2 separate regions of the Homo sapiens genome follow, and region 1 is linked to region 2. Evidence: read pairs that join two places in POLR2A ChIA-PET (ENCODE). Cell type or tissue: GM12878. All regions are shown on one strand. Each heading gives the region's core, and the rest is flanking DNA. Links, peaks and the distances in the headings are about the cores only. Region 1 overlaps ZNF148 (zinc finger protein 148). Region 2 overlaps SLC12A8 (solute carrier family 12 member 8).

Region 1 (2,922 bases), core at 124-2,623, 160 kb after region 2:
TTCTACATTAAATATGCTTTCTCTCTCTCTCTCTGAAACATGAACATCAAAAACTCTGATATGGGCCATGCACAGTGGCTCATGTCTATAATCCCAGCACTTCAGGATTATTAAAGTCATTATAGACAAAAAAGAAAGTAAAGAGTCCACTTTAGTTCCCTTAGGACATCTCATTCTTACCATGTGCCCCATTCTTCCACATTTTACCCGAATCTCTTTACTTATGCAAGTTTTTGCCAGTTTTTGCAAACAGAAAACATGATGTGGTTCTCAAGCACACAAATAGAGATCTCAATGTCTCTATCACTGACAATATTTTTTTAAAAGCTGGCATGACATACTGCCACCTTTTATCATGGGTGGCATAGACTGTTCTTATTTGCACAGAGAAAGAATAGGTTTCTGACATCAGTTATTTCCTGCTCACTTCAGCGAGCGCCCACCTGCCTGCCCTGCCATGGGCCAAGAGCACACAGACCCAAGTGGGCGGCAGCCCACCCGCCACCATGCAGCTCCACGCCGCTGCTCCACCAGCTGCTAAGTGCACCGCCAGCACAGGCCCGCCCATGCAGCTGGCACAACTGGGCCTGGGCTGCAAAAGCCCAGGGAATACAAGGGCTCCCTACTTCCCAGTTTAATAAAAATATTACACTTAATGATGCTTGTCAATATCCTCGCCCCTACAAACCATGGCCTGTTTAAACCCCTTTCCATATGTTCTCTCCATATTTTCTCTGCTGCAAGCTACTCTCTCCTCTCTTATGCCTACAACTTCAACTTCCTCATTCATTTCCAGTCCATCTATTTACCAGATCCTATCAGCTTCTCCATGTTCTATTGTCAACAAACAATAGAACATCTTTTGTCTTTTACCTTCATCTTTTTTTTTAGACAGGGTTTTTGTATTTTTTTGATTTTTTTAGACAGGGTCTCACTCTGTGGCCCAGGCTGAGCGCAGTGGTGCAATCATGGCTCACTGCAGCCTTGACTTCCAGGGCTCAAGTGATTCTCCCACCTCAGCCTCCTGAGTAACTGGAACTATAGGTGTGCACCACCATGCCCAGCTAATTTTTTATTTTTGTGTAGAGACAGGGTTTCCCTATGTTGCCCAGGCTGGTCTCGAACTCCTGAGCTCAAGTGATCCTCCTGCCCCTGCCTCCCAAATCACTGGGATTACAGGTGTGAGCCATCATACTCAGCTTACCTTATCTTTAATACACCTCCACCTCATCTTTTGTTTCCAATGTCTCATTTCTTAACCCACAAATATCTTTCAGCTAAATTTATATCAGCATATTACACATGAATGGTTATGATTTTGCAAGTATTATTTATTTTATAAACAAACTGTTGGGAGGCCAAGGAGGGAAGATCGCTTGAGACCAGAAGTTTAAGACCAGCCTGGGCAACATAGGAAGACCACATCTCTTTAAAAAAAAAAAATTAAAATTAAAATTAAAAAATTAAAAAATATATATATACATATATATAGAAAAGAAAAGCCAGGTATGGTGGTACACATATGTAATCCCAACTACTCAGAAGGCTGAGGCAGGAGAATTGCTTGAGCCCAGGAGGCAAGGCTGCAGTGAGCCATGACTGGACCACTGCACTCCAGCCTGGGTAACAGAGAAGACCCTGTCTGAAAAATTAAAAAATAATAATAATAAGAGAACTGGTAAATGTAACAAATCTAGCTATTTTTCTCAATTCCCGTGGCTCAATGATTCCAATCACTATCAACTCTTGCCCAATTATTGTGACCACCTGTCTCATCTTACCTGGCTTTTCCTGGACAATCTGCTTCTCTCATGACTAGCTATATCATTCTCCTACTCCTTCAGCTTGATAAAAAAGGACTTGCTGCTTCTTGCTCCCCAGGACCACTCCCTGTTATCCTATCACTAAAAAATCGCTTGGGAGTCACATTACTCACTGAAACCATTCCTTCTGCAACATCTACCAACCTCCAGAACACCCTCCTATTTCCCCTACCCAATAACTTCAATTCTGCTTGCTCCCAAATTCAGCCATTATTCTCAATGACTTCAACAAAGATGCTCAAGAACTTTCTACACCCTGACCTTCAAAAACTCCTAAGACCTTCATCTGCACTTCAGCTAGCCACAAAGAAACAAAACAGAGCCATCAACTGAAAAGTGCTAGGCCGGGTGTGGTGGCTCACGTCTGTAATCCCAACACTTTAGGAGGCCAAAGCAGGTGGATCACTTGAGGTCAGGAGTTCGACACCAGCCCTGGCCAACATGGTGAAACCCTGTCTCCTTTAAAAATACAGAAAATTAGCCGGACATGGCGGCTCATGCCTTAATCCCAGCTACTTGGGTGGTTGAGGCAGGAGAATCACTTGAACCTGGGAGGCAGAGGCTGCAGTGAGCCAAGATTATGCCACTGTACTGCAGCCTGGGTGACAGAGCGAGACCCTGTCTCAAAAAAAAAAAAATAGTTACAATCCACTAGGATTGTAACTTCAGAGACCACCCCCCTTTTCTTTATCCACAACTACTTTATGTTCTAGTTGTAGACCTGCTCTTTACCTCCACTTGGCTTTATTGTCTCCCTATATAATTTAAACCTGTCCAACAGCCATTTTAACACTGTCCTCTCCAGAATATCATGACCTTCCATTATTCTCACTATGCATCTCCCCAGTGATAGACAATCCTCACCATCTGTTTTCTCCATGCCCACGCACTGGGTGTTAAGCACCACCAGAAAGCTATGAAATCTTCCACAACAGATTTATTCTAAATACAACTCTCCGTCTCATTGACTAATCCAAATCATTTTCATATTTAAATCCCTAATTCCAACAAATACTCGAACCCTTCTATAAAATTCCCTCAAATCACACCTTCTCCACCTGTAATCAAATCCTCTTCACAGCTTCTAAAATGCTGTAAC
Region 2 (2,922 bases), core at 294-2,793:
TCGCTTGAGCCCAGGAGTTCGAGGCTACAATGAACTATGCTCACGCCACTGCACTCCAGCCTGGGTGACAGAGCAAGACCTGGTCTCAAAAAAAAATAAAATAAAATACATTTTTATAACCAACTATAATAAACATGAAAATACAGTTCCAGAAAAAAATGGTATAAACCTTGACAATGTAAAAATAATAAAGCAACTATTAAAAAATGGAAATGAAATGAGAGAAATGGAAGGAAGTGTATGTGTGCCAACGTCCTATTTTTCATATGGGAAACAGGAAGTAAAATGATAACAAATTGGTAACCTAAGAAACTGAGGTATAAGAATATTATTTAAAGTTACAGTGAGAACAATTAGAAGACATGAAAACCAGAAGCCATTAGCAATGACTGCCACTGGGGAATAGAAGTGAAGGAAGAGGGAAGGAAGGCTTTTCATTTCATGTCATGCTGTATTGTGTGAATCCTTCTCACTTCATGCATGTAGTACTTCTATGATAAAAACCCTAGACCAGCCACAGTGGCTCACACCAGTAATCCCAGCACTTTGGGAGGCCCAGGCAGGCGGATCGCTTGAGTCCAGGAGTTTGAGACCAGCCTGGGAACATGGCGAAACCCCGTCTCTACTAAAAATACAAAAAATAAGCTGGGCATGGTGGTGTGCCCTTGTGGTCCTAGCTATTTAGGAGGCTGAGGAGGGAGGATCATCTGAGCCTGGGAGGTTAAGGCTCCAGTGAGCCATGATCGTGCCACTGTACTCCAGCTGGGAACAGAGCGAGACTCTGTCTCAAAGAAAAACAACAACAACAACAAGAACTAACTTATTTTATGTTTAAAGAAAAAATTACCACATTATTAGAAATATTTTAAAAACAGAATGGGTTTTTTGGCTGACCTGGCATTAGGGATACCATTTATGGCTATATGTCATTTTATTCAGTGGATGAATTCACCAAAAGATTCCTGTGATTTCAATCACATTTTAAAATGTATTGAATACATGGAATACTTAAAGATGGTGAATCCTTTTGTAAAATCAATGTCTACCTCAAAATTCTTTGTGTATCTCTAAGTTTTTAAATTTGTTTTTGCTTTGTGTTATTCTTTACTAATAACTACCTAAAATTAAAAAGGAAAGTGACTCAAAAGGAGTCATGGCTTTCGGTTTTAAGTTGAATTCTATGAACACGGAGACTCATGGTAGAGCAGGAACGCAACTATTTTTGGCTTAGTGAGGGTTGCTCAGCCACCATTGCCTCAAGTTAATCAGTAAGCTCCTAAAGCCTGTAACCAGGGACAGTGACCATGGATGTGATTTACCGGATATCTGCAAACTGGGAAAAGAACATGCTAGAATTTTTACACAGGTGAGTGGTTTTTACCACACTACCCTTTTTTCTTTCTTTCTGACTGTTCGTGTGGGGAAGAAGACATTCACACAACAAATCAAAAACAAACAGGCTGGACACGGTGGCTCACATTTGTAATCCCAGTGCTTTCAGAGGCTGAGGCGGGAAGATCACTTGAGGCCAGGCAAGGAGTTCATCACCAGCCTGGGAAACATAGTGAGACCCCATCTCTACAAAAAATTTAAAAATTTGCCAGACATGGTGGCATGTGCTGTGGTCCTAGCTACTTGGGAGGCTGAGGTGGGAGGATCCCTTGAGTCCCAGGAGTTTAAGGCTGCAGTGAGCTATGATCACATCACTGCACTCCAACCTGGGCAACAGAGTGAGACCCTGTCTCTAAAAACAAAAAACAAAAGGAATGTAAATAGGACCTTTCTCCCAAGCAGTGGTAAATGTTAAAGCATTATTGTATTAGAAATGCATCAAAGCCGGGTGAGGTGGCTGATACCTGTAATCCCAGTACTTTGGGAGGCCCATGGGAGGATTGCTTGAGCCCAAGAGTTCAAGACCAGCCTGGGCAAAATGGCAAAACCCTGCCTCTACAAAATATTTTTAAAATAACCAGGCATGGTGGCATGCACCTGTGGTCCCAGCTACTCAGGCCCAGGAGGTTGAGGCTGCAGTAAGCCATGATTGAAAAAAAAAAAAAAAAAAAAGAAGCATCAAAGCTTAAATAGGTACTACCTCTAAAGACTTTTCACGTCAAGCGCACCCACCCTTTGATTAAGGTGTTAAAATTCAGAAAGAAAAAATTTAGGAATTAGATTAAATTATACTTGATAATTATTGAAGAGCAAAAAGAGATACTGAATTGAATTATACTGAAGTATGTGTATTTCTTTTTAATTTAATTTTTTTTGAGATGGAGTCTCACTCTGTCACCCAGGCTGGAGTGCAGGGGTTTGATCTCAGCTCACTGCAACCTCCGCCTCCTGGGTTCAAGTGATTCTCCCACCTCAGCCTCCTGAGTAGCTGGGATTACAGGCACCTGCCTCCACACCCAGCTAAACTTTTTTGTATTTTTGTAGAGACGGTGTTTCACCATGGTGGCCAGGCTAGTCTCGAACTCCTGACTTGAGGTGATCTGCTCACCTCGGCCTCCCAAAGTGCTGGGATTACTGGCATGAGCCACCTCGCCCAGCCGTATGTGTATTTCTCTTAATCCTACTACAATTAATTGATAATGTTCTAGGAATATAGAACTATCTAATGTTTTAACTGTTATTCTGAAGAGATGTGTTTTGGCCAGAGAAAGTATAAAATGAATGAAAAGGTAAGCTAAAACTCAGTTACTCTCCCCTACAGGAAGCCAGGGTGTTCAATCAGGCCAGGCGGCCAGAGTAAAAGCACCACCTAATGGCACCTTATTCAAATTACAAGAATAGTACTTCAGAGGCATTACCATAGCATCTAGGCTTTCCTTGCAAACCCCAGACGATTAAATGATGGCAAATGCAGTATTTTGTCTATATCTGACCATGGATGAAATTTACCTTAAGGCAGTAAGAAGGTTT

The links. Peaks named below come from ENCODE experiments on the same cell type or tissue, not always from the same donor. Only the 100,000 strongest peaks of a DNase experiment are listed, where the experiment ranks them.
Region 1: POLR2A ChIA-PET joins it to region 2 with 7 read pairs; 6 of 35 experiments call an interaction of 5 or more read pairs at or near these places.

What each region holds. Positions count from the first base shown.
Region 1 is chr3:125,359,385-125,362,306 of GRCh38, forward strand. The region is part of intron 1 of ZNF148 (zinc finger protein 148); the gene reads right to left. Among named protein-coding and RNA genes, the nearest start is that of ZNF148, 14 kb to the right of the region's middle. In GM12878, for the core only: no CTCF peak of the experiment used is centred there; no DNase peak of the experiment used is centred there.
Region 2 is chr3:125,199,659-125,202,580 of GRCh38, forward strand. All of the region lies in intron 2 of SLC12A8 (solute carrier family 12 member 8), which reads right to left. Among named protein-coding and RNA genes, the nearest start is that of SLC12A8, 12 kb to the right of the region's middle. RefSeq lists an enhancer at 1,437-1,516. In GM12878, for the core only: a CTCF peak has its summit at 2,748; a DNase peak (open chromatin) is centred at 1,293; H3K4me3 peaks cover 894 bases; H3K27ac peaks cover 1,456 bases.